2 separate regions of the Mus musculus genome follow, and region 2 is linked to region 1. A link is a loop called in an ENCODE intact Hi-C map of the cell type or tissue named here. Cell type or tissue: left cerebral cortex. All regions are shown on one strand. Links, peaks and the distances in the headings refer to the core of each region. The heading gives the core; the rest is flanking DNA.

Region 1 (16,398 bases), core at 3,102-11,101:
CCTACCATGAGGTCCCAGGAACCAGACTCAAGTTATCAGGCTGAGAGGCAAGCACCTTTATATGCTGAGTCATCTTGCTGCCCTCCATTTTTCCTACTTACTCAGGTGATGAAACTCACATCTAGGGTGAGTCTTCCCTCCTCCTCCATGAAATAGAAACACTTTCCTTGGCACACTCGGAAGTATGTCTCCTGGGTGATTCTAAAAATCAAGGAAGATCATCCATTACATCAGATCTTAGCCAAAAATATATATATATAGGCCATAGTCAGTGTGAGGCTCCCTTGACCTCCCCAACATTCTTTTGTAGTTAAATGAGCCAGGTCCATGATTAAAAGCAGTTCCTTGTTCTGTCCAAGGGCTCAACTTGAGCTTTATCGAATCCCTCAGGGGCAATGCCTAGACTTCAGCAACTCCAAAGCAATTCAGTGTGCTAGTTAAAAGCCAACTGTGAGTCTGACTGGTACTTGGCCCCTGCATCAATGTGATGTGTTGTTCGGGATGGAGTGGTGATGCTTGTGCTGACCCCAAACCTCATGTATGGAAAAGACATGCTGGACCAGTGAGCTACACCTCCAGCCCCACCTGGTCTATACAACCTTGGCCACTGGCTGATTGTCCCTAAACATCAGCTTTTATGAGTTAAATGAGAATAATGAAGGTCCTTCCATTCAAAGACTGGATGAATATTGAGTCAGTTAGTACCCAGCATGCTTTCAGAACAATGTCTTCCCCCATCATCCACATTCAGCAAAAGCTGGCCATTAGCAGCCATGTCTTCATAGAAGACAACAAGAAGGGCACTTTGTCATGTTAATACCAAGTCACATTTGAGAAGTAGCACCCCAGAAGTAGCTCTGAGATATTTTCCCCCTGAAATCAATCTGAGGCCATTCTGGGACACACAGAGGCCCCACAGAGTTGGAGGGCTTCAGGGACCTCTTGCTGACTTAAACTTCTGTTCCTTCCATTAATATTTCTCTTTTCCTACCAGTGTGTCGCTTCTCAGGACCCTTTATACGTCTGCAAGCTTGTCTACTCTTCTCTTACCTCCCAGAGAATAGTTTGGGTCGAACACAATAATAAACAGTCAGCTCTGGGGCTCTAGGAAGATAACCTCTCAGGAGGGATGAATGGTTTCCCAAAGGGCAAACAGAAAAGCAGCCAGCTTGTCTTGGGCAACGTTTGAGGGTGGTATTTATGCCCCTCCAGTCCCTTCTGCCTAACTCTGGCTGGTTTCTAGAGCAGGTTAATGGATTTTGAAATGTCCAAAGATGAGTTCAATGAGTATGGGGGGATAGAATCTTCCCCTAATATGTTCTTAGGCTATTGCTGCCTTAGCAAATTGCAAACTGGGTGGAAAGACATGGAAGGCACCTGACTAGAGAAGGGGAGGATGGATGCCAGGCAGAAGAGAACAAAGACTTCCTACGCAATGACTGACAAGACCCACTGTGTTTCCTCCTTACCAGTCCTATGTCACATGGACGTCTGGTTCTAAAATTAGATGCCACCTACTTGGAAGGGTAGAAGACCCTTCCTTGCCGAGGTGCAAGACCACCTTACTAGTGTTCTGGATTCATCACAAGCTGGAGGACTCTTCTGACACTGAGGATGCTACCCACCCCCGAAACAGCTCTGTCACCATGGAGCCTTGGGCACTGCTAAGGCACTGTCACATCTGCTGGCTCTGTAGTTTTTCTCTTTCCCATGAAATACAGCATGCCTGCTTCTGAGGCCACAGGGCAAGACCACCAGTCCAGCAGGAATAAATTCACATCTCTATTATGAGAAAAAGCTCTTTTAACAGCTTTCCAGAGCACAAAGAAAATGTCTTGAGTCAAAAAATATTTCCTTTAGACAGCTGAATGAAGTCAAAGCCTCAATGTGGTGATATTAGGAACAAAGAGAAGACGGTTCCAGAATACTGACCAAAAGCAATAAATAGAACTACTTCCCATGTGCTGGGCAACACTCTCACATGGCATACAACCACCCTGGGGAGTTGGTACGTGTGTCACCCACCCCACCCCCCCAACACTGAGGCCACCACAATGGATGCCACTAACCATACAGTCCTGGCCTTAGACATCGTCTCCTGCTAACACATCACAGTTCTTTGTTCTATATATTTAATTACAGCATTTCCACCCTTCATTTGAATAGGCCTTCTGTGGAAACTCTGCCCAGACATTGTAACATGTACTGTGGGAATGCGAAGACTGATTCATCCTGGTCCATGTAAAGACAAACATGGAAACTGCGCATGGGACCCTAAGCCCATGTAAAGATGATAGCATCCCCTTTTCCCATCAGACTTGTTCACATGAAGCTTATTTATGAAGTATTATTGCCATGGTTTTAACAGTAAAGCCCAAGCAATGCAGACGAGTCACCAAAATAACAGCATTGGGATGGGAGGGGATTTAGAAGGAGGTGAAAGGCAGGGAGGGGATGGGAAAGGAAGGAGGGAAAGAGGGGGGGAGAGAGAGAGAAAGAGAGAGAGCAGTCTTTGCCTATATAGATATGGATCATAAAAACCCACAGCTACAGTGTGTTCCATAGTCTGGAATTACTTTGTTCTTCACTCCGCACATTGCAAATACCAGTTGGTGTAGAAACCCTGTGAGGATGCTCAGAGTCTGGCATGGGGTCAGTGATTGATCGGTTGTCTCCAGAGAGAAGAGCTGATGCTTGCTGCTCTGCAATCTCTGGGCGGGGCTCTATAGCCTCTAAATGTATCTGTCCTATAGGATACACTTAGTGACGACAGTCATACCCTCAACTGACCACAGTCCTGCTTCATACAAGGACCAAGGATGTTTGCCTGGTCGGTTCCCTCTGAGGACCCTGAGGGAAGGATATACTTTCTGACTCTCTTGGCTGGCAGACCACCAGCTTTCCTGTATCTTCAGGACACCTTCCCTCTGCAGGCACCTAGGCTACTTTCCCCTCCCTGGAAATACTCAAGCCATGTAGGGTTAGAGCTTTGCTTTGACTTAATGACCTCTGACAAGATGCTCTCTCTAAATACTGTCGTTTTCTGAGTTACTACAAATTAGGAGTTCAACATAAGAATTTCGGGGAGACAAGTCTGACCTATGACAGTATCTATTTTAAAAAACCATGAAGCAAAGGAGGAAACAATTGATTAAATTAGACTGTAGACCTCAAAGCCTAGCATCAGCAAAGGACAGCTGTTTAGCTAGAGAGCTCTATAGGGCAGAGGGCTGTGAACCATACTGGAAAGTTTGATTTAGTTTCAAAATGTCACAAGCTACAGGAGGGCTTTAATTAAGAGAAGTGTAAGCAGCCAGAAACTACTCAGCAGAAACAAGCTTTACCAACAAAACCGCCCCGGGCGTCCCATCAACCTTCCACAAAAAGCAGTCAGTCCACTGCTGTCCTTAAGGAGAGGGAAAATGTGCCTAGGCATAGTGTCTGGAAGGAAATTACGCATTAAAGAATTCTTAATTAAGAAAATGGTGTATCAGGGCCAGCAAGAGGGCTCCGCAGATAAAGGCCCTTGCCACTGAGCACAATGACCTGAGTTCGATCCCCAGAACCCCACATAGTAGAAGGAGAGAATCAATCGAGTCTCATAAGTTGTCTTCTGACCTCCACAGCCATATACCATAGATTGTGGATGTGCACAGATAGACACATATGGGGGTTGGGGTGGGGGTGGGGAGGGAAAGTGGGAAGGAGGGAGAGAGAGGCTACAAAGACACACACATACAAATTTAACATTTTTTTAAAAATCACTAAGATGCTCTCTCTTCTCTCAGCACATGTGCCCTTTCTTCCCCACCCCACCCCCACTTTTTCTCTCCCCATGGCAACTTCCCTGACCATAATCCTTGGGTCCAGTGAACTCACCCTTGCACAACTTTCCAATAAACCTGCCTCTCACATAATCTTTATATAAAAAAATCACTAAAGATAAAGATGAGCATGACTTTTTCATTGACTTTAAAGATTCAACTTAGTAATAAGCATTATTTTTCCCAAAATTACCTATATCCACAATGCAGTTTCAATCAGAAGGCTGACAAGTTGATCTTAAAATTTACATGAAATTGCTAAAGTTTGAGACTAGCCAAGCCCCTTTGAACCTAAGAGCATAATAGTAGTGAGTGTCTTTGTGTACAGAGAGGCAAATGGAATAGAGAGCCAAGAAACAGAATGGCAAATTCATAAAGCCATGACAAAATTGAAATTGTTGAACCCAGAAGAATAGAAGGGCTCTGTTCAATAATAGTCCTCAGAGTGATGTGTTCTAAACAGAACTGAAAGCCCAAACTGCGTTCCTAAATTTCCACTATAAAGAAAATAATTTCAAATTTCATAGGGGTCAACAATGCAAATGAGAAGGTGCAAATATTTTTAAATTTGAATGATGTATGAGTGGCAAAAAAGTAAGAAATTGAATGGGTGATCTCTAAATAATGGAGAATTTCTCAAGATTTAAGACTTTATGAAGCTATTCATGAATTCAGCATTAGACTTGAGAGTGTTTATTTATCAAAGAGACACAGAAGGAGTGCAAAGACGGGGTCACAAGCTGAGGGAAACTTTTGGCACGCATATTATCTTCAAATGATTAGTATCCATAATAAAGAATAGCTTTGAAGGAAAAGGCAGAATTAAATTTAGAAATGAGAGAACATGGCAGCCAGGAAGTTCACTGAAGCTGAAATACGAGTGACCCACGGAGAATCAAAAGCTATTCCACATCATTGGTGATCAAGAACTTTGGAAACTGAAACAGAAGGAAGATGCTTTTGCACAGCCGCCATGTTGGATAAACTAAGGCAGGGCCCCCAACAGCACACCATTGGGAGGTAGATGAGGCAGGCTCAGACTCGGCTGGAGGAAGTCTACATTATGGTCACTTTAGAGTAGATTCTGTCTGTTGGGAGTTTCAGCCACACTGAAGAGCAACTGGTCAAGCTGATGGGAGAGTTCCCAAGGCCCCACCCTGCTCTGTAGCCTGTCTGCCTCTGGGTCACCTCTTTCTCCAGTCTGCTTCTCCCTCCGAAGACCCACTTGGTTAGTACAGTTCTCCTCCACCATGCTTCCTGGGTTGATCTTCCTTCTGGCCCGCCACACCTTCATCCTGCATCGAATCCCACTGGGGACCATCCAGGTTCCTGTTGATCCTCAGTTTCTGCATGGGGACATGGGCACATATGTCGCATCTGGGCATGCCTATGTACATGTACATACTATACACGTAGAGGGCAGAGATCAATGTCAGATGTCCCCAATCATTTTTCACCTCATTTTTGGAGGCAGGCTGTCTCCCTGATCCTATCAGTTCAGCATGGCTGGCTGGCCTGTGAGCTTCAGGCATCTGTCTGTCTGCACTTGCTTAGTCCTGGGATTACAGACTTGTGCCAGCACACCCGGCTTTTTACATTAGGGGCTGGGCATCTGAACCCCGGCCCTCCTGTTTGCAAGGCAAGAACTTTACCACCTGAACATCTCCCTAGCCTCTCATTAGTTCATCTCTTTCCCTCCCAGTGTATGGAAAATATGCAAAATGTTTTCTAATATCCAGAAAACAGCATCTGCCGCTCTGCCGAACCAGCCTTCCCATCTGTTCCTCTCCATCAGTAACTTCCTCTGGCTCCTCATAGCCTTGCATTCTCTGCCCTTTGCTCTCAACATGACAGCGCCACGTCTTAGCCTTTCCTTCTCTTGTTCCTCTTTGGTCAGCCACTGATTCTGTCACAGACAGTAGAAGGAAATGGAATAAATGTGTCTGTCCTATCAACTCCCCAAGCCAACCTTAGGTGCTTGGAATCATGAAATTTAGCCAGGCAAAGCCCTGTCATTCTGTGATCATTGTCATCTGTCTGTCTGTCCATCCCTCACCAACCCCACCCTACCACCCCTCACCACCACCCTCAGTTGCCCCACTCTCTCCTTCCTGGAGGAATCACACGCTATATGCAATCATGTGTTAGCATATATGCCAATCACTCCTGTTACAAAAATGCAGTTATTAGTAAATTGGGGTCCACTGTAAAAGAAAACGCATCAGTCTAGCTTTGCTGCCTCTGGGAAGGCCCAGACTTCGGGTAGACCCATCTACCAAGAATCTCCTCTCCTCTGCTGGGAGGGGTCCAAACAGGGGGTCAGATTCACCTCAGAGCCTGAGAGAACTGCAAACATCACTCAAATCTGAGCTTCTAGAAACAAACCTGCAGCCTTTGTGACCCACCTGCAAGACCCAAGGTTTCAAAAGCAGAGGGAGGTCCCTGGATCAGGGAGGCCTTTAGCCCTCTCTGTATAGAACATGAAAACTGAAAGCCATCCTGATGCTGTGCGTCTCTGCCGTCCGGGTCTATTTGTAACTCAGTATACTCCTGTTTCCTGAAGTGCCAGCTCTATTTCCCCACAGATGAACCAGTAAAGGTAGTTTTCTTGTTTTGGTTTTTTTTTGTTTTTCATTTCAGTTTTGAGGGTTATAAAACTTTTTTTTTGTCCCTGCTTTCATGTTATTATAAAAGACTCCTGGTCACCTTGTTACAGGTTCACCCTTTTTAAAGAATTTTCTGAGTGTCTTTAATATCAGCCGCGGACATCAGCCTCAGGGAGACTCAATGTGAGCTCAGCCAGCTTCTAAAGACGCCAGTGGAACGAATCGGAGCAGATCTGATCTCAGGCCGGATTACGCTTGCTTGGCTCCTTTAGTGGTAGAATTCATAAGGAGTTCGTGCATCTACATATTCACATTAATTAGAAGTCTCCCAAAGTAAGCTACCACTACGGGAGGCCAGACAACTCAAAGAAACTGACTTTTAAAGCCTTCCTGTTTTGAAAGTATTTTTTCAAGTGCTTTGAAGCTGAACACATTTAGGAGATTTCAGGCTACCTGTTCAGCGGCCCTTCCGAGAGTGTGTAGCAGTGGGGACACCTTCTGGAGCTTCACGGAAATGGCCAATTCTCACTGAAATCTCTCTAGAGAGCTTCAAGGTAGATTCTGTTAACTGTCTTCCCCTACTCCCCTCAGAGCTAAGCTCCCAAGGTGTCTCCTCAAGGGCCAGGCCAGTGAGGTCTTCTTTTCCTTAGACTACAAGAGAAGGCTCAAGATGAGTCAATACAAGTTCCTTGTGTGGGGGATCGTGGTGTCTTTAGACAGAGGAAGGCCTGTTCGGTGACTTGCCACCAGTGGCTCAGGAGGGTTGCCAGCAAAGCTGTGAGCTTTGGGGTCAGTTTAGCACAGCTCAGCAAATTGTTCGCTTCCATTTTGTCATTTTAAAAGCGATAGGGCTTGTGGCATCCTGGTGCGGAGATCAAATTGGGCAGTGTTTATTAAGTAAGTACCTGGCAGGATGCTGGTGTACAGCATTGGCTGTGGATACTGAATGCAGGCTCCCACTGGCACACATACCTTCTTTGTGACTTTCTCCCCCACGGTGATGGGGTCATGGCCTCTCAGCCTTGAATGCACACTGGAACCATGGCAGGGGCTTCCGAACAGCCCGATGCCAAGTAAACCCAATCTCTCCTGTTGTATCTAGGGCCTAGGTCTTTTAAGATCCCACGCGTGGCCCCAAAGGGCAGTCACTTGTGAGAACTCCTCCTAACCGGCTCCATCTCTAAGACTTGAGAGGTTTGAGCTTCAGCTCCTCAGCTCTCACCGCCTTCCCCTTGGCACACACGGCCAATCGGAGGCACTGGAAACACGATGACGTCAGAGGGCTGAGGCAGGCTGCTTTCCCATTGGCTTCCCCTCCTCCTCGTGTGGCACAGCTGGAGTAAACGCTAGCAGGGAAAGTTCCAGCAGCCTAGTCTGCTTCTATCACTTGCTTTCCAAGGTAGGCAGACCGCATACATCCAGGCAGTAAATGTGGGAGCACGGCAGGGACTTTGAGTTTAGGACACAGGAGAATGTCCCATCTAGAAGTATGGTTAAAAGCAATGGTTTCCATCTGCTCCCTTTAGAAAGAGGAAGGAAGAACAGCTTGTGACACAGGGATTCAGAAAAGGGAGGGATGGAGAGAAGGGGGGAACAAAAGAGAGAGGAGGGGAAAGAGGGAGAGCGGTTCAAAGCGAGATAATTAGAAACAAGAGAAAGAAGAGAAATCGCCTTTTTTAACCCTAAGATACAATAAATATATATTAAGCGTGGCACTAGATGATATACGAGCTGTTTGCATCACATTTTCTAACGCAGTATCATTGGCCAAGACCAGATTTTGGGTCTGAAGGAAATAGGCTCTACTTGATGGTGGGGTTGGGGGAGGCAACATCTTCTGCAATCTGTGCTTACAGGAATGGGAGAGATGACTGTGGTCGTTTCTATGCCATCCAATGCAGTGCTTAGACAAAACAAGATTCTGTGTGCATGTGTGTGTTGTCTATGTGTGGTCATAGGCATGGGGGGGGGGGGGGCAGAGGACATCTGCAGGCAGCTTCCTCTGTCCCTATCTTCCTTACTTTTTGAAGCAGGTCCTCTACATAAACCCACAGCTCACTGGTTCCGCCAGCCTAACTAGCCAGCTTTGCTCTAAGGAATCCCACTTCTGCCTTCTAAGCACTGAAATTACTCACAGTCAAGCATCCCCCAACCCCAGCCAGCATTCATATGGGTTCTGGGGATCTGAATTCCGGTCCTCACGTTTGCATAGCAAGCCCTCTAACTGCCGAGCCATCTCCAGCCTCGTGGGACTTTTGGATAGAATTCCTTCTTCAATAAATGTTGAGTGAGTGTCGTCTTGAAACTTGATATGGCATCACTAGCCAGGGACAGTGGTGGTGGAGCCAGGCCAGGCTGCTGAGTGGATCACAACAGTCCATGAATATGACCCCATAGCATGGCCGCGGGGTCAGGGACTATGCCCCCAATGAAAACAGTGAAGCTAAGGCTTGGAAGTCACATCAGTGTGGACTGGGTAAAGACGTAGAGTTGCCTTAGGCAGAGGGATGTTCCATAGACTGGCCATGAGAAAGATCCTTCTTGGTACTTGGAGAATTTCACTGAGAACTGAAGAGATGGGGAGTGTGGGGAATGGGAGACTCAAGGCTTCCTGGGTAGACAAGAGTAGGAAGTCTGGCCATGAAGAGCTTTGTCAGAGCACTGCATGCTCAGTTATAGCCACTCCTATGTCTCTGTCTCTGTCTCTGTCTCTGTCCGCTGGCCTTGGGGTTGCTGGAAGCCAGCATCTCTCCTCTCTGGAACTGTACAGAAGTACTGTGGGCTCCCTCCAGGACGAGGCCGGGACAGTTGCTGCATTGAGGAAAGAGCCCCAGGAGAAGAGAAGAGGGAAGCCAGAGAGAATGAAGGGGAACCGAGAGCTGTGGTTGCAAAATTAACTCTGACCTCAGTCCCATCCCACGAGGGAACCCTGGAGAATGGACCAGGCTCCAGAGTTTGTCCCTCTCACTGTGAAGGAAGCTGGGCTCTTTGAGCCTCACACCCATCAACCAGTCTTCTGCCTGCCTGTGAGTCCTTCCTACAGAAAGGCTCATAACCTCCTGAGAAATTCTTGGTGTGAGGGGCAGTTTCTGTCAGAGCAGAGCAATGCTTCAGAGAAAGGTGCTCCCAGAACCCACAGTATCTGCGATTGAGCGCATCCTCCTAGCAGGGTGATCGCGACAAGGGCCATCAGCACCTAAGCATTCATTTGGGAAACAACACGTGCTGATTGTCTTTGTCTAGCCAGATAAAGCCCATCTGCAGGCCCCTTGCACAAAGCCAGAGGCTGTTCTGACCCTCAATAAGGGACATTTCTGGAACCCAAATGTACTGAATAAGCAAACTGGCAGTCAACTGTGTCCACTGCAAAGCTAACTGTCCCCACCACCTGGACCTTACTGCCCAGACCTGAGTGTGTGTGACCTTCACACCTTCCAGTCTACAGACACCCTGAGAACTCCAACACACCTCTAAAGTACAAGCTTGTTCTTGGGGCTTTTGTTTTGTTGTGTTAGAGCTTGCGGTGGGGGGCAGAGGAGGAGCACAGGAAATGAGAGAGGTGGACTTTGTTGTTGCTGTTGTAGTTTTCACAGCGTAAGGTTCGTATTGATCCTTAACCCCGGTGTTTACAATGAAACACAAAGAGAGGGACTCTTGAGCCTGCCCAGTGCTGTTCATCAGCCTGTGTTGGACATTCAGAAGATGCTGTCGCAGCCCAAGAAGTGTCCTTCCCTGGCGTCTCCAGCGAACCTTCTAGAATTGGAGCACTATTGATTTTCCTTGATTGCTGCCTACTCTCTTTTAAAAATAACGGGATCCAATCCCGTGAGAGCCAGGAGGACAGGAAAGTAATAATCTATGTGTAAGAGGAAATGAATCTGATCTATACCTGAAGGGAAAATGAATCTTTGCGGGGTGGGGATGGGGGGTGGGGAGCAGAACCAAGGTTGGGTTTGAATGGGGGTAGGGGCATCGGGTTTTAACAAGTTAAAGCCTCTATTCTGCTTAAGGCCTCATTGCATTGAACTCCCTTGTTTGTTTCCAGAGACCTCCTGCTTCCCAGCTGAGGTGTTGTTTTTCCCTGGGTGTGCAGACACAGGCAGCATTGTGTTCTTCCTTGACAGACATTCCCCACATGCTCTGTTTTTAATCTGGAAGACATCCCAGGGGGCGGGGGAGGGGGGTGCCAATGTTGGAAGAGAGATTGCTATTATATGCACAATGGCCCAGCAGAGGGTCTCCCAGGCATCTGTGCTGACCTGGGGTGATTTAATAAGTGCTCAGAATTGTCTAACGCTGTTTTTCACTGTCCCTAGCTGGTAAGGCTACTGTGTTAACCCCACATTAATTATCAGCTCTGTCCTGAGCTACCACAGTGACTTCCCACCCATGGTGGCTGCTCATCACTTGAAGCATCTGGGACTGACTTAAAACCAAGTCCTGGGCCCTCCCTACCCAAGACCTGAATCTGCCCAAGGATGGAGCCAAGAGTCTTTATTATATTAAGTTTCTCTCTGGAGATCTTCTTGTATCTCCTCCCATGCCCTCCAACAGAGAGGGTCTGCCAAGAAATCAGAGTCAACTAATCTGATCTAGAACAAGCCCAGTGGAAGCTCAAGAAAGATAAGGCCGTCCTTGGTGGGGGTTTGAGTACAGCCTACTCCTTCTCCTCACCTGCTCTCATTTAACTGCCTACCCTGCCAGCTAGCCAGCTAATCAAACATCCACTGACTCTGTTTAGTAGCCTCTGTGCTGCAGGGCTGAAAAGACCCTGACCCTCCCAGAGCCCATGGTTCCGTAGTGAGCCCAGTTACAGATGATGCCAACCTCGGGTTTCCTCCAGGGGAAGCCAACTGATCCTCCTTCATAAAACAGCAGGCAACACTCCACTCAGAGCCTTTATCGGGCAGATAAATAACATTGATTTATTTTCCCCTGTTGAGTTTTGAAATGAATTAAGACCAGGATTCCATTTGTAGTAATCCTATAAATACATTCCCTTAAAATAAGCCTACTAATGATACTATAGGAGCTGCCACCACATAAGCTGTAAATGGCTTAAATTAATCTGAATGCCAAGTGTGGCTGTTCAGAGTGGCCCCTAAGGCTGAACATGCAGAGGTCATATAATCCAGCAGTTGCCTACAAAGGAATTTGTCCAAAAAGAATGAGTGACTCCGTTTTCCACTACTATAATGAACTCCTGAGCCAATCAAGAAGCCAAAGGTTTATTTCAGCTCACAGCCGTACTGGCTTCCCGTTCATACATTGGTTGTGTCTTGTTTCCTTTGGGTCTGTGACAAAGCAATACAGGAATAGAAAGCAGTGAAACCATTCACCTCATTGTGAGCCGGAGAACAAAGAGCAGAAGGAGAAAGCAGTGTCATGCTATGTCCTTTAATGCTAACTCCCCAGGGACCTCAAGGCCTTGCCTCCCAAGACCTCCATCACCTGTGACTGGCACCAAGCTGCAGATTAAGCCCTAACACAGGAGCCTTTTCAGGGAGCACCCAGATCCTAATCAAAGCAGAGAACAAACATGTGTCCACATAGAGACTTATACACCAAAGCTCATAGCAGCTTTACGAGCAGAATCCAAAAGCTGGAAACAACTTGGGTGTCCATCATCAAGATGCTAGATCAGTATCCATACTGTGAAAAACTACTCAGTGTCCCATGTAACAAGACTAACATTAAAATGTTCATGTTGAACCAGAGAAGTCAGAACCAGTCAGTACCGATGCCGGGTTCCATTTCTATGAAGCTGTGGGTGGAACTTACCCACTATGCCATGAAGCACAAACCCACAAGGATGAGACATAACTTCTAAGGGAATGAAAGGAACCATCTGTCTACAAACATGGCAGCAGATACTTGGGTATCTGTTAAATTTCATCAAATAGGCAAGCAAACCGAACCCCAATAAAATCGTTTTATTGGGTAATGCTGGGGAGGCAGAAATCAGAAGGTGGTAACAGGGTGCCTGAGATTCGGGAAACAGTACTCCCAGCCTCATGGGAAGTGAGCACCATCCTGAACCGTGAATGAGAAGCTGTGATAAGCCAGGGAGACTTTCCCACTCCAGAGGGAAGAGAGGACCCTGCCAAGAACTTCTGCTGACTTCAAATGGGTCTGGGAATAATTAAATAAGTGACCTGGGCTGAAACTTACAGGGAGATATAGGGGAAGAAGCGAAGGAGTCCAGAGCCAAGTCACATGTGCCCAGAAAGAAAAGATAAGGGTGAGCCCTGACCTTGGTGGCAACCAAAGGCTTTTCTTTTTTTTTTTTTTTTTTTAAAAAGATTTATTTATTCATCATATGTAAGTACACTGTAGCTGTCCTCAGATACTCCAGAAGAGGGCATCAGATTTCGTTACAGATGGTTGTGAGCCACCATGTGGTTGCTGGGATTTGAACTTGGGACCTTCGAAAGAGCAGTCGGCGCTCTTAACCACTGAGCCATCTCGCCAGCCCCTTTTCTTAATATAATGAGTGAAACCTGAGCACTGGGGTGCCAGCCTGTGCAGCCACATGTCTTCCTCTGAGCCTGTTTAGTCAGAACTTGAGTGACAGCAAAGCTTGCCAATGGGGCCAGCATTGAGCCGTGTTGAGCAAGATGCAGAGGACTCAGCGTTATAAGAGACAGATCTTGTTCTTTTCTTCTTTTTCATGATCCCAGCAGGGCGAGCTTCACATATCACACACACACACACACACACACACACACACACACACACACACCCAACCCCAGCTCTGCCTTCTGGCATCTCTGGGAGCAGACCCTCATTTGCTCCCATGCATGGTTGGCCGTGCAGTCCGGGCAGTGCTCTGTATCTGGTGCTCTGTCAGAATCGAGTCCTGGGGGAGCTCACCGTCAACCGGGAATGAGAAGGAAAATGGGAGAGGGGGAGTCCCAGGAGTCTGTGTATGCTCAGAGGGGGAGACTCTGGATCCAGGCTGAGCTGGGTGACCCCTGAAAAATCTGAGGATCGAGCCCAGGAGCCAACGATCTCTAATTTACAGCGCCTCTTTGTCTTGGTAGGTTTGCACCATGTATGAAGCCCTACAGCGCCTTCTTGTCCCAGATGGAGTCCATCGCGGCCACCTCGGTCACCGCCAGCTCTCTGGCAGCCCCACACACTGTAGAGTATACGGAGATGGACTTCAGTGATTCCATCAAGTAAGGAGGCAAAACCCCGTGGGCCTGTCCTTAGCTGCGTTCTTTCCTCTCACCGAGCTTAACACCCTCAGCCTCCATCCCTCCCTGTCCGTTCAGCCATACACTAGCCAACAGTTGCATGAGAGGATTCTAGGTGTTCAGCCCACCATGGGCCCTGAGTTAGAGAGCTGAGAACCATCTCTGCTCTCAGAGCAGGGCCAGAGCTCTTAATCCCAGGGCACGGAGTCCTTCCTTCCTTCCCTTCACTCCCTCACAGAGCGAAGCTCTGCAGGATGGGACTCAAGGTAGAAAGCAGAAAATAACATCCGTCCATCAAATGCCGCATCCTCACAATATGATGCTCTGAGTAATTAGGAAATTCAGCTAGGTATGGTAGCACATGGAGTACTCAGGAGCCTGAGGCAGGAGGAGTTTGAGGCCAGCCTAGGCTACACAGTGATACCAAGTCTCAAAAACAAGGTCAAACATTATAACGGTGAACATTGAGCATCGAGGACTCACCGGAGAATGGTCTGGAGAACTGCCCGTGCTTCCCAGCATGCATTGTAAGCTAGACACAAGCTTGGTGCTCCAGGAAAGGGTGGCCACTGGGAGACTGTGCAGTGCCGTGGCCCACTCTGTACATGTGAAGGCAGAGGACAGCCGAGCACCACCAGCTAACCTCTTAGAGAAAGTGTCGCTTGAGCAATACTCCACTTACTGTGGGATGTGGCAGAGAGGAAGAGACAAGTGGGGGTTGGGCACAGCTGCGGCTGACTGGACTGGTGGCGACAGCTGCAGCCCCAGTGACGCTCACGTGTCCTTAAACTCCCCAGGACGATCCTTATGGATGACGAAGCTGGACCCGAAGAAATCAAAAAGCCCGCGACATCCACCATGGTCTCAGAAGTATGATTCCTTTGCTCCTGGGCCGGGTTAGCAAGGGAAAGCAGAGAGGAGCCAGGAGCTGAGCGCCAAGCCCAGCACTGGGAGGGAGCTGGCGTGAGAGGCCGGGGAGCTGTGTCCAGGTCGCTTCTCCCCAGAGTGAGCACCTCAGGGAGAGGCCAGGATGCCTCAGGACACAGATTTCCAAAAGGTGAAAAACTGGTCATCTCCAGGCCTGGGTGGTCACGTGTTCTTCCCACTCCCAGCCTAAAGGCCGCTGGCTAATGGAGCAGTAGCTTCCTCGGGAATAACGCAGTTTATGCAGTATACGCCACAGGCGCGTTCACAGCCCTGGGCTAGGGATGGCTCTGTGGCTGTTATGCAAGCGTGAGTCCTTGAGTTCAGATCTCCTGCACCTGGGTTACAACAACAGCAGTCCCAGCACTGTGTGTGTGTGTGTGTGTGTGTGTGTGTGTGTGTGTGTGTGTGTGTGTAGTTAGGTATAACCCCACAGTCTAGCTGAATGGCTGAGCTCCAGGGTCAGTGGGAGTCTCCATCTCTAAAGACTTAGGTAGAGAGTGATCAAGACGTAAACATTGACATTTAGCCTCCACATACATGTATACACATGTGCACAGGCACAATACATGTGTACACAATACATCTGTGCACACACATTCTCACTGCCATACACACACGTACCTGTAACATCCCCCCACACACACACACTTATACAGTATACACACCCTTAAATACTTCCTCTAGGATAATAGACTGAGACAGTATATAGGCTGGAGACACAGAGTTCTCCACTAAAAAGATATTTCTTCTTGCACCTTAGAAATAGGAGGAAAAAAAGGAAATTAGAAAAAATGCTAAATAAATTACTATACGTCCAAGCTAAAATTGAGTCGTGGCCAAAAAAATAGGCATGAGCAGAGATTTTCATACATACAGGCAGGAGCAAATTGGTGTAGCCTCTTTGACATGTAACTTGGCAGGTGTATCAATATTTAAAATGCATACTTCCTCTTCTAAATTACTCTCCAGATATGCCTCTGTGCTTATGTGAAGCTAAAACTAGCCTTGTACATCACCGTTTTGTTTATAAGAGCATGAACATTTTGGAAACAATTGTGCCAACAGGAGATTAACTGAATAAACCAAATTACATCTGCACAAGGCAGTGCTAGGAGTTCTATTATAAAAAGCAAAGAGGTTCTTCCGTATTAAATAAAGAATGCTAGGTTAAAAAAAAAAAAAAGGACACATAGTACTCTACCATTCCTGTCAAGGCAGAAGTACATAAAAACAACAACTAATGGTTACTTTTTAATATTATGTGTGTATGTGTGTATATATATACATATATACATATATGTGAATATATATTCGTATATATGAATTTTTGCCTGCGTGTGCAAATGTGCACCATATGTATGCAGTACCCACAGAGACCAGAAGAGGGCATCAGATTCTCTAGAACTGGACAAATGGTAATGAGCACTCTGGCAGGTGCTGGGAATAGAACCCAGATCCCTGTAAGAACAGCTATCGCTCTTTCTGAGCCACCATCTCTCCAGCCCCCAAAGCTAGCGCATATTGAGCACCTAATACACTTCCCATACTCGTAAGCTTTATTCTCACGGTCTCTGGTGGTGGGAACCACTATCCTTTCCCACTTCAGTGAGGAGATGCCTGCACCAAGCAGTCCAGGTCACAGACTCAGCAATCTATGTCTTTTAAATGGTGGCGTGCGTGCGTGCGTGCGTGCGTGCGTGTGCATGCGCGTGCGTGTGCGTGTGTGTGTGTGTGTGTGTGTGTGTGTGTGTGTGTGTGTATGTGTGTGCATGCATGTGTGTGTGTGTGCATGCGTGTGTGTGTGTGTGTGTGTGTATGTGTGTGTGTGTGTGTTTGCTTATG
Region 2 (16,398 bases), core at 4,149-12,148, 500 kb before region 1:
GGCATTCCTAGGCAAAGAGTTTATTTTCCTGATTTGACTCTTTGAGCAGTTTCACTGAGTCACAAGTCACTCTCTCTGGTCCTTGAATATTCTCCCATGATCTGCTGGCTCTTTGTCCCTTAGAGCACCCTTTGCTTGCTGAATGCTCCCATCTTCAAGCTGTGGGGTCAGAAAGGGCTTCTGGGGGCCCCTCTTTCCAGGCAGGGGCCTTAGAAGGGATAGACAGTCCTAGGACGGCAGAGCCAACCAGCAGAGGGCAGCTCAGGCTCCGGCTGTCTGTGCCAGAACACAACTGCGTGCCCTCACCTAGATTCACCTGTTGTAATTTAGACTAAAACACCAGAAGTTCAGGTTAGCGCACTCAATTTCCCGACTTTCATTTCGTCCCTGGATGAGCTTGGGAAGTCACCCAAGCTCCGGGCAACCAAGTGTCCTCAACTGCGAAGCGGCGATGGCACCAACTTCATAAAGACCAGACAAATAAAGCAATTCCTTACTCCTTTAAACTGCTTTTGCCACAGGAGCAGGAAGAGAAACTGAGGTAAGCCCAAAGAGCAGGCTGTCACACGTGACGTCGAATTACCCGCCCCTTTCCTGCGTTGCTCCTGTGTTTACCGCTCACACCGCACAAAATTCCGACACGAATTAAGACAGCCCTGTGCCCTCAGAGCTTGCAGACTCAGCAGAAGGCAGCTAGGAAAGGCTGAGATGAAAAAGATGGACGTGGGGTGTGGAGGCAGAAGTAACGCAAAGCAGCTCCCCGAATAGGATGATGGTTAGGAAAAGGTTTGGGAAGATGGAAAGCTTTGGGATCGAGGAAGCCAAGGCGGGGAAGAACGTTAGAGGAGACCTTCGAGTCCAAATGCTTCCATTTGGAGAGCAGTGCTGGGAGCGAGACAGAAAGTGAGGGGAACAGAGGTTGAAAAGATGGGCGGGGACGGGCCCCAAGAAGCCTTCCCTGGCCAGGCATTCGCCATACCACTTACTACGGTAGCCCATTGTCTCCAAACAGTGCCACAACCTCTACTATGGTACAGAGGAGACTCGTTGGTGCTTTTGCTCAATCTATGAATGTTGTTAGTTTTTTTTTTTCCTGACTCGAATTTATGGTGTTAATGATCTTCTAGTGTAGTGGTGCGAGCATGTCATGTATGGATAAATGTTTGCACGTGGGCTTGCACGTCGGGCTTGAGTCTAGAGGCTTCGTAGAGCCACCAGACACAGCTTTAAACTTTTAAAACATTTGTTAATTATTATTACTATTAGTATGCATGTTGTGTGGGTGGAACCTCTATGCACAGGTATAGGTCAGAGAACAACTTTTGCGTGTCAGTTCTCTCCTTTCACAGTGGGTCCTGGGGATTGAACTCAGGTCATCGGGTTTTTGCAGCAAGTACATGTATACACTGAGCCCTCTCGCTGGCCCCAGAGGGGACTTTTTTTTTTTCTTGAACTGGAATTGAATGAGGGCATTGTGTTTGCTATGCAAGCACTCTGCCGCTGAGCTATGCCAGGCCCCTTCCAGAGGGGACTTTTAAGGAGGGAAGTGCTTTAAAGTTGTTACAGGGGAAAATTCTAGAATATTCTGGAGGGACAGCAAGCCCTAACCCAAACTCTGGCAATGAGAGCTATTGAGAACAGAGAGGGTGAATAACCGACAGTATGAAACGCTGAAGAACAACCTGACCCTGGGTCAAATACTCGGCGAGCTACACCATTCACAGGGCTTAGTGGGTAACAAGTGCTCAATTGCTTATAACAAACAGGCTAGGGACATTAAAGGGAAAACTTGCAATTCTATTTTTCTACCACTAGATGTCGTGCAGGTCTAAGTAAGGTAAAGATCCTTCTCCATTTCCTTTCCTCCTCCGCGCCATAGTGATAGACAAGATACCCAGAATTCAGTTAGTTGCAGATGCGGTTAGGAAAGATAAGTAAAAGGTGGCCAAGAACTATCTGTGCTAATTAGGATAGTAAAGATCGAGGATAAGAGAAATCAAGGCCTGTGATTTGGCGCGGCAGATAAAGGTTCGGTAGGTAAGATACTTGCCTTGCAAGCAGGAGGACCCAAATTTGAATCCCCAGAATCCACATAAAGAAGCCCGGTGTGTTGTCGTAGGCTGTAGAACTAGTACTGGGGCGGAGAGATAAAAGTATCCCTAGGACCTTATAGCCAGCAAGATTGGTGAGCTCTAGTTTCAGTAAGAGGCTCCATCTCAAAACAAGGTAGAGAGAGACGGCATCGGCCTCTGGCTTGGCATTCATGTACACACACACACACACACACACACACACACACACACAAACACAGACACACACACACACACATGCACACGCACAGGCACACGCACACACATGCACGAATACACACACACAAAGCATACACACTAAGCTACAAACACACAAATCAATATTTTATCATTGTTTTAGATTAACAACAATCTTACCATAGAAACTTCTGATAATGGAACTAACTGTGGGTCTCCTCGCTCCGGTGGACCTTAGTCCACGAGGGCAAAGGGAACAGAAATGGTGAGGGGGTGGGGTGGGGTTGGAACCCCTGTGTGTATGTACAGTGAAGACCACACCGGGACAACTCGTCAGTAGGCAGATCAACTTTACATAGGGTGATTGAAGGCTTATAAGGTTTTGGGGCACTGAGGGCAGGGACACCCAGGATGGGAAAAGGTCACCGGCTGGGGGCTTAGGGTACCTGGCACACCTCATTAGCATGGGAAGCAAGTCAGGAGTCTCAGGTCCTGGCTCAACAGGTTTTGTCAGGAAAAGGGAACTGATCCTCTAAGACGACCTGACATCCCTCAGGTGAGTGTGGGGGCTTAGCATCCCCCAGACAAGGTCAGAGAAAATCTGCTAACCAGGGAGTCTCCATTTTGCACCGAGCTCAGAGGCTGTCCGGTCATGGTGGACTTCAACCTTAACTAGCAGAGTTTTCCCACAAAAACTAGAGAAGAAATTAAAATCACCCATTAAATCGCCATTCATCGCCACACTTATGCTGCGTATTCTCCCTTGGAGATGGAACAGTTTCTGTCTAATCAGGAACTTGTCACAATTTCCTTTCATAGAGGACTTCATAAGAGATTTTTTTCTACTTCTATCATGTGTAATGTTTCAAATAGATTTTAAAAACTGGGTGAGGGGGCTGGAGAGATGGCTCAGCTGTTAAGAGCACTGACTGCTCTTCCAGAGTTCAAATCCCAGCAACCACATTGTGGCTCACAACCATCTGTAATGGGATCTGATGCCCTCTTCTTTTTGGGGGTTGTTTGTTTGTTTGTTTTTTGTTTTTTTGAGACAGGGTTTCTCTGTATAGCCCTGGCTGTCCTGGAACTCACTTTTTAGACCAGGATGGCCTTGAACTCAGAAATCCGCCTGCCTCTGCCTCCCTAGTGCTGCGATTAAAGGCGTGTGCCACCACGCCCGGCTTGATGCCCTCTTCTTGTGTGTCTGAAGACAGCTACAGTGTACTTACATATAATAAATAAATCTTTGAAAAAAAAAGTTAAAAAAAAACTGGTTGAGTGCATATTACTTTTAGCTTCAGAAGATATCATGTGTATTTAAGAGGCATTTAACTATTATAAGCTATTTTGATGACTTAAAAAAATGTCAATACTGGGGGCTGCAAGATGGCTCAGTGGTTAAGAGCACTGACTGCTCTACCGAAGGTCTTGAGTTCAAATCCCAGCAACCACAGGGTGGCTCACAACCACCCATAATGAGAGCTGACACCCTCTTCTGGTGAGTCTGAAGACAGCTACAATGTACTTAGTTATAATAAACAAACAAACAAACAAACAAACAAATCTTTGGGCCTGAGCGAGCAAGGCCAACAGGAGCAAGTGGGGTTGACCAGAGCAAGCACAGGTCCTAAAAGTTCAATCCCCAACAACCACATGAAGGCTCACAACCATCTGTACAGTTACAGTGTACTCACATACATAAAAAAATTGTCAATAACTGAGTTGCATATTTTAAAATAAATTTTATTAGTTTAATAAAAAAAATACCCATTCATCAATCTACCAGTCCTTATTCAAAATAACATTTTTTCCCCAGAGTAACTGACTTCTAATCTATATATCTGGTATTACGAAGGACTTTCAGCTGATGTAAGGTGCAAAAATAAAAAATAATGGTTTATAATTTCCTAAAAGGAGCCCTGGGGGTGCTTTTTAGGTGCTTGTACCTCCAGCTCTTCCAGGGCCCAGAGGCCATCTGCTCCCTCTTACCTCAGCCTCGGAGAGTGTTATCTTAGAATGTGGTGAACTTTGCAAAACCAAATTAATTTTTAAAAGTAAATCTATGCTTGGCAGTTCCTCCAGCTCTCAGAGAAGCTAACTGCAGCACCGAGCAAACACACACAAATGCAGTGGGTTTCGAAACTCCCATGCCCAAGGTAGGGTCACCATGACACAGGTGTGAGGACAGACCACCTGGCAAATCAGAGCTGGCCACCCTGCTTCTTCTGGGCAGAGACTCTTTAGACATCAGTCCTAGCGAAGGTCTGCCTTAGCTGGTTGCACCAAAGCCTTAAACCAGGCAATAAAAAGAACAAAAATGAAAACAAAAACTCAGTATTTGGCTCAAAATTCTGGTGGCTCAAAAGTCCAACGAGTACGGAGCCAGCCCTGGTAAACCCTTCCCTACCCAGCAACATGATTACATGGTGGAGAAGCACCCACGGAAGGGCCAAAGCCAGTGAGACAGCCTCATGTGCTCCTGTGACAACCTCATGAAATCTTTGAGTGTGGTGACCTCATACCAGGTCCCACCTCTTAAAGGCTTCACCCCATCAGCACCACCACACAGGAGACCAATTTTCTAGGATGTGGGCCATTTGGGAACACATTAAAATGACATCAATGCCGGGCAGTGGTGGCGCATGCCTTTAATCCCAGCATTTGGGAGGCAGAGGCAGGCAGATTTCTGAGTTTGAGGCCAGCCTGGTCTAGAGAGTGAGTTCCAGGACAGCCAGGGCTACACAGAGAAACCCTGTCTCGAAAAACAAAAAATCAACAACAACAACAAAAAAAAGACATCAAGCCAGCAAGGTCCTTCCTTGAAGGATGTGTGTGTGTGTGTGTGTGTGTGTGTGTGTGTGTGTGTGTGTGAGAGAGAGAGAGAGAGAGAGAGAGAAACTTTTTAGTTTATTTGTCCTCTCAGAAATCTGCACATCACAGCAGATCAAGTCACCACAGATCTACTCCTTTGGCTTTTTCCCAGGACCAACGTTGGCCTTTGCAGTCCCCCCTGACCTTCTTCATTCTGATCTTGTGTCCCTTTCGCTGTTTTGGGGAGGTCTTTTTTTCTTCTTCTCATAGAGGCGCTGTGTCTTGTAAGTCTGTGTGTAGGCTCATTCTTCTTTGTATAATCTAAAGAATCACAGATCATGCCAAAGCCAGTTGTTGTCTTGCCACCACCGAAGTGGGTTCTGAATCTAAATACAAAGATGACATCTGGTGAAGTTTTGTACATATTGGCCAGCTTTTCCCGAATTTCCGTCTTTGGTGCTGTTGCCTTCCCAGGATGAAGGACATCAGTGACCATCTCTGTCCTCTGAAGCAGACGGTTTGTCATGAACTTCCTCGTCTGGATGGTTACACTGCCTGTAGAGGAGGACTTTCCTAAGATTTTATAAAGAAGTTTGTCTGTCTGTCTGTCTGTCCGTCCGTCCGTCCATCCATCCATCCATCCATCCATCTATCTGTCTATCTATCTATCTATCTATCTATCTATCTATCTATCTATCTATCTATCTATCATCTCTGTGTATGTGTGCATATGTATACCATGGCACAACTGTGGAGGTCAGAGGACAACTCTTAGTGGTCAGTTCTTTCTTTCCACCAAGTGCTTCTCTCAAGGACTGGGCTCAGGCTGTCAGTCAGACTTGGTAGCCAGTTGCCTTTACCTGCTGAGCCATCTTGTCATCCTGAGATTTTTTTTTTTTTTTTTAAAGACAGGAATCCAAAGGTATTTTTCAAAGCCAAGACTTTAAAGCTTGCGCCTTAAGACTTTGTCTCAGAAGTGGTATTTTAAGAATGGATTCTCAGACATTCCCCTATTTTGCGGATAGGGAAACAGAGCTAGGTTGCTCAAGGTCAAGAGATCCTGGAACTTGAGGAATTCTCTTTGGTTTCTTTCCATTTCATCAAAACAATACTGCTGTTTGCTCCCTAGTGTAAGCTGAATGGTATCTTCTCAAATTCCTACACTGGAGCCTCAGTTTCCTGTACCTGGGAACGTGACTATATTTGGAAACATTATAACTAGTTGAGATGAGATGCTACTGAAGTGCATGTGGTCACTAACCTAATCTACTTCCTTAGGACTGATTTCCCTTAAAAAAAAAAAAAAAAAAAAGAGGACATGGAGAGAACTCCATGATAAGATGAAGACAGAGGTCAGGGTGATGCTGGTCCACACCAAAGAACATCAAAGATGGTAGGGGCAGGAGCTGGGTCTAGAGAGGCACAGAACAGGTCCTTCCTCTTTCTCCAGAAGGAAACAAGGTTGACACCTTGGCTTTGGACATCTCCCCTGGGCTAAGAAACAATGTGTTTCTGTTGTTTAAGCTGTCAAGTTTGGGGGGCTTTGTTGTGGTACTCCTAGGAAAGAAAACTACTAATATCTCAGGAGTGAGAAGTCATACTATTCTCATCTCTTCATCCTTGGTTAATAATTTCATCCGAGAGAGTAAACTAGAAAACCATTGGTTTCCCTGCTGGTGGGGTATGTAGTTAACAGAGAACAGGGATGTGAGAAAAAAAATAGTAGTGACCTTAGTAACAAACATGTTTGTTGTCCTAAGGGCTAGAGTGGGAAACAGATCAACAAGTTAGCCAGAATTTGACGGGCAAGACAGGAAATGAGACAGAGATTCATAGTGAGTTTTGATGAGCCCATGTATAGCCAGGGGTCTCACAAGCCCCGTGCAGAAGCTTGTCCCTGGCTGAATATGAAATTTTGGTATATCCAGAAGAGTCATAGAAAAAGAGACCGAGAAAGAGGTAGGAAACTTTTGACAAAAGAGGCTCAAAGCAATCTCAAATCTGATGGGCAACATTACAATCAATTGTTGAGTAAGACACTTAGACACAACTCGGTCAAGCAATTGAAGGCCAAAAATAATGAGAAAAATCTTGAATGTTCTAAAGGAAAATGTCATATCAAGTTAAAAGAACAACAATAAGATCAATAACAGATTTCTCATTTGAAACAGTGATACCCCCCAAAAATCTGGGGCACCATATTGGGAACAGTAAAGAAAAGAAAGGAGAATGAATTTTATACCTAGTAAAACTAGCCTTTAAAGATGAAAGTAAAGACTTTATAGATAGTCTGTCTCTGTCTCTCTCTGTCTGTTCCTGTCTGTCTATCTGTCTGTCTGTCTCTGTCTGTCTGTCTGTCTGATTTGTTTTGGAAGGATTTAACTACATAGCCCAGTCTGGTTTTAAACTCATGATACTTCTGCCTCAGTAATTACTGACAGGTACTAACATACCTAATGATTAAGATACTTCTGCTAGCAATTTTGCCTTACAAGAACTATCAGTGTAGACACTTCAGAAGGAAATTGCTAGTTGAGTGCAGTGATGTTCACTGGTAGTCTCACCCACCTGGTAACACAGAAGTTCAAAGCCAGCCTGGGAAACATAATGAGACCTTGTCTTATAAAAACAAATGGTTTCATCTTCTCTATCTTTAGTCTCTATCTTCTCTATTTCCCCAAGACCAGGATGTCATTGAGATGACAAACGTTTTTCATTTGATACTGAAAAACAGATGAACCACACTGTTATGCGTTGAATATGACACGGCTCACACATGGTCAAGTATTGGATACTGGATCTCCAGGTAATGGTGATACTTTGAGAGGTTCTGGAAACTTCAGGATATTGGAGGAGATAGGTAAGAGTTTCCAATTACCTCTTCCCTATTTCTCCCATCATGAGGTAAAGGAACCTTTGCCACAACATTCTTATTTACAAAACATTTGGCATGAGGCTAATCGACCATGGACTGAATCCTCCAAAACCATGAGCAAAATAAACTCTTCCCCCTTTAAGTTCTCTCAGGTACCTTAGTCAGAGCTACTCCAAAGTAACAAATACACATCACACAAGAGGGGCCTGGGACAATCACTGCTTGGAAGAAAGTGTCCCAGGGCAGCACTGTCATGAAGACTTACTCTTGACTCTATGTGACTTAGAAGTAAGCATTAGTCCTATCAATTCACTGACACTAGAGACTGTTACATTAGCTAATGCTAATAGGCTTAAACATATGGATACGTTACAAAGTAGCTTTACATCTTTAAGATTTATTTATCTACTTTTGAGAATTTCATGTATACAATGCATTTTGATCTCCCCAACTCCCACTCCTCCAAGATCATATGTCATATTGTCTTGTTTATTTTTTTATTTATAACCTACTGAGTCCAGTTAGTGTTGCCTCTTCATGCATGGATAAAGGGCCATCCAAGGGCTCATGGGCAACATTGGACAGGCCATAGCTCTGAAGGAAACTGATTCTTTGTTCTCCAGTAGCATCAGTGGTCAATTGCTCTTAGCTTGGGGTGGGGACTCTTGACCTTCATCCATCCATATTGATATTGTTGGATCTTGTGTAGGCGTTGTTTAGACAACCAGAGCTTCTGTGAGCTCATGAGTGCCACAGCTCTGTCATGTCCTGGAAACATATTTTACCATGGTTCTTCTCTACCCCTGGCTCTTATGGTTTTCCTGCCTCTTCTGCAATGTTCCCTTAAGTTCCTCTTGAGCCATCAGTAATGAAAAAAGGATTTTCAAGAGCTAGAAGATTAGAAGAGACTGGAGAAAGAGCTCAGGTCTCGTCCGAGATTTTGGCTGCTTATTCCCCTCCCCCCCTTTTTTTGTATGTCATTTAGGTTTGTGTGTGTGTGTGTGTGTACGTGTGTGATTTTGGCACTTGAGGATATTTAATTATTTTGGACCTAATTTTCCTCTGATGAAAAGTTCTTCACTGAAATTGTGCACAGCGGTGAAACTGACCTTATACGGTAGTTGTAAAAATTGTGTGATTTAATATATTTAAAACATTTTAAATTGGGGTTGTTAATGTCAAGTGTCATTTCTATTTTCTCCTTTGTCAGTTAATACCTCAACTCCCTCAAGTTTTGCACAGGAGGTGAAAGAAAAAATATATATTTTTAAAAATTAAATTGACCTAATACAATTAATGTTTACTTCTCAGTTATGCCAAGTTGCAAGCAGGTGTCTCAAAGATGAGGCAAAACCATGACAAAGGGCAACTGGAGGCTGATAGACCACAGCCATGCTGGAAACTTCTCTCCATGTGTGTGCTTGTTCACACATGTGCAAGTACATGCGACTGTGAGTGGACAACTTCAGATGTCATTACACGGGCCATAAATACTGTTGTTGATGTTGATAGAGTCTGTCTTCCCCTGGGGGCAGACAAGGAGGCTGGCTGACTGGCCAGTGAATCCAGACCTCTGCTTGTCTCTCCGTCCCCAGTGCTGGCATCACCATCCCAGACTCCCACACCACCATGCCCAGTATTTTTTGTTTTCCCTTTTTGTCTTTTAAAATCTGTGCTGTGGGGTTAAACTCAGGTCCTTGTGCATGTGAGTCAAGTGTTTTTCATACTGAAGTATCTCTCCCGGTCCTATGCTAGAAATTCCTTCAGACACTTCTATATCAGATATTTTTTGTTTGTTTTGTTTTTTTGTTTTTTGTTTTTGTTTTTTCTACATCAGATTCTAATCCTTTCTCTAGGACTATATCCCATTCATTGCCAACCAGGTAGAATAGGTGAGCTTGTTCAAAATACCACATTTAATCAAGTTGTCTATTTTGGTTGGCTTATTTGACACTTGCAAGTCAACATTGCAACATTATTGTATATTTGTCTTCTGATTTAAAAAAAAAAATGATGGGTGATGTGCTTGCATTTTAACCCTTTCTAGGAGATAAACATTTACCTCCTGAATCAATAGACTTATTTTTTAAACACGCCATTGTACACGAACTCTTTAACATCATATAAAACAAGTTAAATAAATATGACCCTTGCCCTCAGAAACGCACACACACGAAATGAAACAGACTTCCGCTTTCTTGGTATGCACTTTGGTGAAACCACAAGTTAGGGACGATGATCAAATATTTACAAGACCCCCTAAGCATCACAGTTAATAATTTTCATGTTGGGACTCACCGACATGTGAGTGGCAGTTGAATCAACAGAGCAGCAAAAACAGTTACTTTAAAAAAAAAAATAAGTCGGGCACGCCTTTAATCCCAGCACTTGGGAGGCAGAGGCAGGTGGATTTCTGATTTCGATGCCCACCTGGTCTACAGAGTGAGTTCCAGGACAGCCAGGACTATACAGAGAAACCCTGTCTCAAAAAACAAAACAAAACAAAAACAAAAACAAAAACAAAAACACACAAAACAAAACAAAACAAAAAAATCCATAGGTCATTTTGGAGGATGGGTCACTAAAATTTGAGGAAGCACTGATTTGCACATGCACATATGTTCCTCTAACCATTACTTTATGTAGTGCTTTCTCAAAGAAAGGAGATGGGGCACCCCCCAGGAGAACTGGTATACCCATTGCTTGGAGTTTCTGATGACTGCTCTGACATCAGGCAGCATTCTGTCATCATCTGTGTGTACTCTGGACAGGGAACTGTGTCCAGGAGAGTCCCCTCTTTCCCTTCCTATTCCCCAGGGTTAGGTCTTGCCTCAGTCACCTGATGCTCATTTGCAGTGGGCGAGGTAGGGCAGGTGAGGAGAGTGGATCCGTTGCTGTGAGACACGCAATCAAGTGCAAGAATGAAGTCACTGAACCAGATGTTTCCCAATGTTTGCTCTGGCAGAGGGAGGGAGAGCCGGTCTTTTGTTCTAAGGGACTGAAAACTCTTCTGGAAATCTAAGGGGAGTCGATGGAGCCAGCACTGGGTCTGGAGGGCACGAGGTCTACTGGGCAGCAGGCTCAGCCATTTCTAGTGCTAGACCACTTGGCAAATGGAGATTCCTCGTTCAGGTGTCAGCTCAGAGTTAGATGAAGCCCCCTCTGCTTTGCAGCTCTTCCTGAACTTCTTATAGATCTCTGTACCAGGTGAACACTGATCTATAAGCCTCTCGCCTCTCCATGTGGAGCACGGCCATGTCCATCCATTCCCAGGAGTCAGCAGAGTGGTGTCCAGGAAGACACCCGATGGGTGTCAACGCAATGGGGCCAACTTGAGATAGAGTATGTCTATGTAGCCTTGGCTGGCTTGGAACTTTCTTTCTTTGAGCAGGTCGGCCTCAAACTCACAAGGATCATCTGGCTATGTTACCTCCTGAGTGCTGAGATTAAATGAGTGTACCACTGTACCTGGCTTACTTTATTTATTCACTTATCTTCTAACTTGTGTGTGTGTGTGTTGAATACAGTCTTGCTATGCAGCCCTAGGCTCTTCCTAAACTTGTATTTATTTTTGCCTCAGTTTCCCCAGAGCTGAGATTTGCTTTCTTTAAAAAATACATATTAATTTTAGAGAATAATAGGTTTCCATTATGAAATTTCCATATTTTCAACATGAAATCATTTTTACAGTACTGGCTATTGAACTCAGAGCCTGTGTATACTAAGCAAATGCTCCACCACTGACCTACATCCCCAGCCCTCTGTAATGTGCTTTGATGATATTCTTTCTCCATTACATCCTGGTCCCATTTTTCTCCTTCCACTTCTGAAATAGCTACTCTTCTGCCTTCATGCCCTTTTCTTTTCTCTAAATCTAGATTCTGCCTCTGAGTGAAAACATGAGATTCTGGTCTTCCTCAGTCTGCCTTCTCTTACTTAAAATGCTCTGTCCATTTTCCTGCGAATGCTGTCATTCCATCCTTTAGCGTTGAATAGAACTCCACTGTGTATATGTGTCACATCTTCTTTATCCATTTCTCTGTGAATGGAGATTTAGGCTAATTGCACAGTCTGCCTATTATGAATACAGCAACACAGATGTGCAGAAATCTCGGCGGTATGCTGACTTCGGCTCCTCCCAGGACATGCCAGATCGCAAGGTGATTCTATTTTTAGAATCTATACTAATTTCCATGTGGGTATATTAATTTACATTCCCACCAATAATATATGAAGGTTCCATTCTGCCTGCATATATTTATATTTTCTTTCTGTCTCTGTCTCTGTCTGTCTCTCTCTGTGTCTCTCTCTGCCTCAAGTCTGCTAGGAAAGTTCTTCTGCTATTCAGTCAACATTCCCAGCCCATTTATGGCTTTCTCTTTCTTGGCGATGCCATCACGCATGACCAGGATGAGGTGAAGTTTTCGTGTAGTTGAGATTAACATTTTCCTGGTTGTAGTTGCCTCCTATTCAACAGGCAGACCACCGAGTAGCCCAATCATATGGGGCCCAGAGGATCTCTGGTTATAAAAGTTAATGATCCTGGTTGCTTAATTGATTTAAGTAACAGTTAATCAAACATAGGGCCTCCTGGTTTTCTGCAAATGAGGCAGAATAGCCCAGAGTTTAACTACAGCTGTCAGAGGAGAACACTTTGGCCTGGGGTTTGGTTCTGTTCCTTAGTAGCTGTGTGGCATCTGGGCAAGTTATTTAACCCTCCTATGCCTGGGTTTCTGCATTTTTCAAATGTGATTATTGTAATACCTACCACATGGTGGGGATCAAAGCAATACCGACTTAGAATTGCCAAGTGCCAAGAACACAGAAGCTTAGCTTCTCATTCTCATAAAGTATTCAACACCATTTAAGGAGTTAATACAAGCTCTTTGAAAAGTGCTCCTCATAGGTGTCCAATAAAGATTTACTATACCTCATCATCAGCCACTTATTCATTCAGACATATTTTTGAACATCTGCTGTATGCTGGACAGCAAGGCTATATCATGAAACAGTGATAAATAAATGTTCTGCTCTCGTGGAATTAATATTCTATCAGGGGTAAATAAATAATAATTACAATATGTAAAATGTGTACTATATTTTTTACTGATTTTAAAATATCCATTTTTCTAGATGTTAAAACATTTGTAATCCTAGTATTCAGGAGGCCGAGGCAGAAGGTTGCAGGTTCAAGGCTAGCCTAGGCTCATTGCAAGACCTTGCTTCAGTTAAAAAAAAAATTCTCAGGGCTGGGGATGATGTGACTTGGTTGGTAGAATGCTTACCTAAGCATATATTAGACCCTGAGTTTGATTCTCAGTACTTCATAAAACTGGGTCTGGTGGCACCCAGGTGGTGGAGGCAGGAGGATCAGAAATTTAAAGTCATTTGTCTACATAGTGAGTTCCAAGACAGGTCAGCCACAACCTTGTCTAAAAAAAAAAAAAAAAAAAAAATCCTCATAACTGACATTCATCTCATACTGACTGACCAGCATCTTTTCATTTGAACAAAAATCAAAACAAAACAATAATAGACCAAGACAACAAATGTGTTAATAGCCTCTTAGTTTTGATGCTGGACACAGTTGGCAGTTAGATATAGTCTCACCCGCCGGCCCCCTTGCTGGAAGGTACATGGAGATGATGTGTAGGCACTAGGAACCCACTTTCCTCTGGTAAAACCAATATCCTTTGAGTAATGAGACCCCAGAACCCTCTCTCTGACTTTGTTTTGCTTGTAGTCCTGTGGCAGGGAACCTGATGTCCTAGACTTGGGTAATTCACTGTGGTTTGGCCCCCATTGATGGTCCTCTCCCCTCCGTAGGTTCCACAGTGAGTCTGGATAAAGGTTGTGAACTTGCATAATCTCTGGCGTTTGTTACCAGGCAGGGTAGGGAACGAGTGACCCCGAGGTTTCACTGGGGAAGGTCAGCAGCGAAACTCTGGAACATTCCATGTTTCTTGGCCAAGTGTGTGCTCCACGATTTCATACAGATCAGCCCCTGCCTTGTCTGGATGGCAGACCCCGGTACCCACTAAGCCACAGGGCTGGGATGCTCACAGTTGCAGCGAGAAGCGAGAGGCGGGCTCTTACCGCTCTGGGCTGTTATTTGTGGGTGCTCAGCAGGAAACAGATGACGCAGGCAACCTACTGACAGTTTATGAAAGAGACTCTCACTTGTGACTGTGTTCTAGCAGGACTTGTCTGTGGCCTCTTATGCTTCTGAGCAGCGACTGGGAATGATTACATGGGGCACACTTGGGGGTTCGCATGAGGTCATAGACATCTTGGTCCAAAGCCAGCAACGGGCTCTGATGGGCTGGCCATCCAAGATGGCTTCTTTATCTGTTCAGCACCCCAATAGTTTTGTGTCCCCTCTTTGGCAAAACACACTTTCTTTTATTTTTAATTTTACCCTTATATTGTTTCATCTTATTAGTTCTTTCCCCCCACTTTATTTATATTCCCATACAGCTTGTTTCCCCGAATATGATATCCTGATTGTGGTTTCTCTTCCCTCTGCCCCTCCCAGGTTTTCCCTACCTCTCCTCCTATCCAGATCCACTCCCTTTCTTTTTCTCATTAGGAAACAAACAGGCTTCTAAGGGACAATAATGAAATATAACATAACACAAGAAAACAAGTTTGATACACTGGAATAGGACAAAATTAACAGAAGGAAGGAACACAAGAAAACGCACAAGAGACAGACACAAATACAGAGACCACTAGATCACGCACTTAGGAATCCCACAAAAACACTAAACTGGAAGCCATAATATAGATGCAAAGGACCTGTAGGGTAAAAGGAGAGAAAAACACAAATAAAATAATAAAATACAAAAATCATAGCCCTGGCATGACACTATGAAACAAGGCACCTCCAATGTTGAGTTGGTTTCCCGTTGGCTGAGCATGCTACCCACCCCTAAGAGTAGTTTGCTTCTCCATGGAGACTCCCTTGGAGAAAACAAAAATTTTATTTGCCAGTGTTTATCAAGAGGTGATAACTTCTGGGTTAGGGATGGCAGCATGTGCCCACTTCTTTCAGCTTTAGGACCTCATCTGATGCAGACCTGTGCCGGCCCTGGGCATGCTCCCAGTCTCGGTGAGTTCCTGTGTGCACCAGTCCTGTTGATTTAGATGGCCTCCTTTCCTGATGTCTTCCATCTCCTCTGGCTCTTACACTCTTCCTGCTTCCTCTTCTGCAGGGTTCCCAGAGCCCCGAGAGGAGGGGTTTGATAGCGACATCCCATTTAAGGCTGGATATCTCAATGTCTGGCTATGGGTCTCGGTATTTGTTCCCATCTGCAGGAGGAAGCCTCTCTGATGAGGGCTGAGCAAGACACTGATCTGCTTCCCTGGCTGAAGTGCACACTGGATTTCTTTCATGAAAGCTAAGGGTACCAAAAGAGGTCTGATAATGAACTGGCCTGTGTTCAGAACACTCTGAATTACTCCTCTGGCTCGCATCCAGTCATGGTGAATTTATTCCCTGATAAAATGCGCAGGATGAGGACTGGATTGCAGATGCAGCCACAAATAAAGGAACACGGAGTTCAGCCTGGAGACAAATGGCTGCCACAGTTATGCAAAACGCAAAACAAATAAGGTGGTGTTATTTGCTAAACTCAGTGAGCTGGGGCACCCAGCAGGCACCTCAGTCTGCAAACAGATGAAGATTTAGCTTTTAAACGTTAGAGCACTGAAGTAGAGAGAAAAGCCACAACCTTTAAAGGGTGAGCAGCCCTTTGAAAACCCATTCCTTCAAACCATGAACAAAACAGCAGATCTTCCTTTGGTCATTTCTCTCTCTCTCTCTCTCTCTCTCTCTCTCTCTCTCTCTCATGTGCTATTTATTGCCAACCAGTGTGCATGTCCCGACTGTGGATTATACAGAGCACCATTGTAAGACAAGAAGGACATAAATGGAGAACAAGGAATTGAGATTATAGTTCACTGAGGAAGTTAAAATGTATATGATCCTATGCAGCCAGTACCCAAGTGAGACTGGTGATTATTCCGGATGCAAAGAGAACAACGTACAAGAGCCTGCAGTGCTTTGTTTGAGACAACTGTCCAATTGCACCAGTAGAGGGAGGAAAGGTGTGGGAACAGATTTAGAAAATGAAGACCTCGAGGTCGAAGGTGACCATTAAAAAGCAGACTAGCAAGAAGTTCATTGTCTCAGGAAAACGTCTTATAAAATATCCCCAAATGAGACCCACGCCGAGAGAGTAAGGATATGGAATGTACAAATGTGTAAGGAGTGTTTTGCCTGTACATATTTGAGCATACTACATATGTGTCTGTTCAGATCGCCTGGACTGAAGTTACAGTTGGTTGTGAGCCAACTCTGTAGGTGCTGGAAACCAAATCCCCTTCCTCTGCAAGCTCTTAACTGCTGAGCCACCTCTCCAGCCACCTGGGGGTAGAATTATTTTA

The links. Hi-C counts contacts between places; a loop is a spot of excess contacts. Peaks named below come from ENCODE experiments on the same cell type or tissue, not always from the same donor. Only the 100,000 strongest peaks of a DNase experiment are listed, where the experiment ranks them.
Region 2: a loop joins it to region 1, with 4 times the contacts of the local background. A loop is called at or near these places in 2 of 42 quality-filtered maps.

The regions. Positions count from the first base shown.
Region 1 is chr8:110,471,897-110,488,294 of GRCm38, forward strand. Hydin (HYDIN, axonemal central pair apparatus protein) reads left to right here. Exons shown (of 87, transcript NM_172916.2): 25 at 13,474-13,611; 26 at 14,427-14,499. Among named protein-coding and RNA genes, the nearest start is that of Gm21283, 22 kb to the right of the region's middle. In left cerebral cortex, for the core only: a CTCF peak has its summit at 6,916; DNase peaks (open chromatin) are centred at 6,918 and 7,676.
Region 2 is chr8:109,968,726-109,985,123 of GRCm38, forward strand. It overlaps the pseudogene Gm45795. Among named protein-coding and RNA genes, the nearest start is that of Tat, 14 kb to the right of the region's middle. In left cerebral cortex, for the core only: no CTCF peak of the experiment used is centred there; no DNase peak of the experiment used is centred there.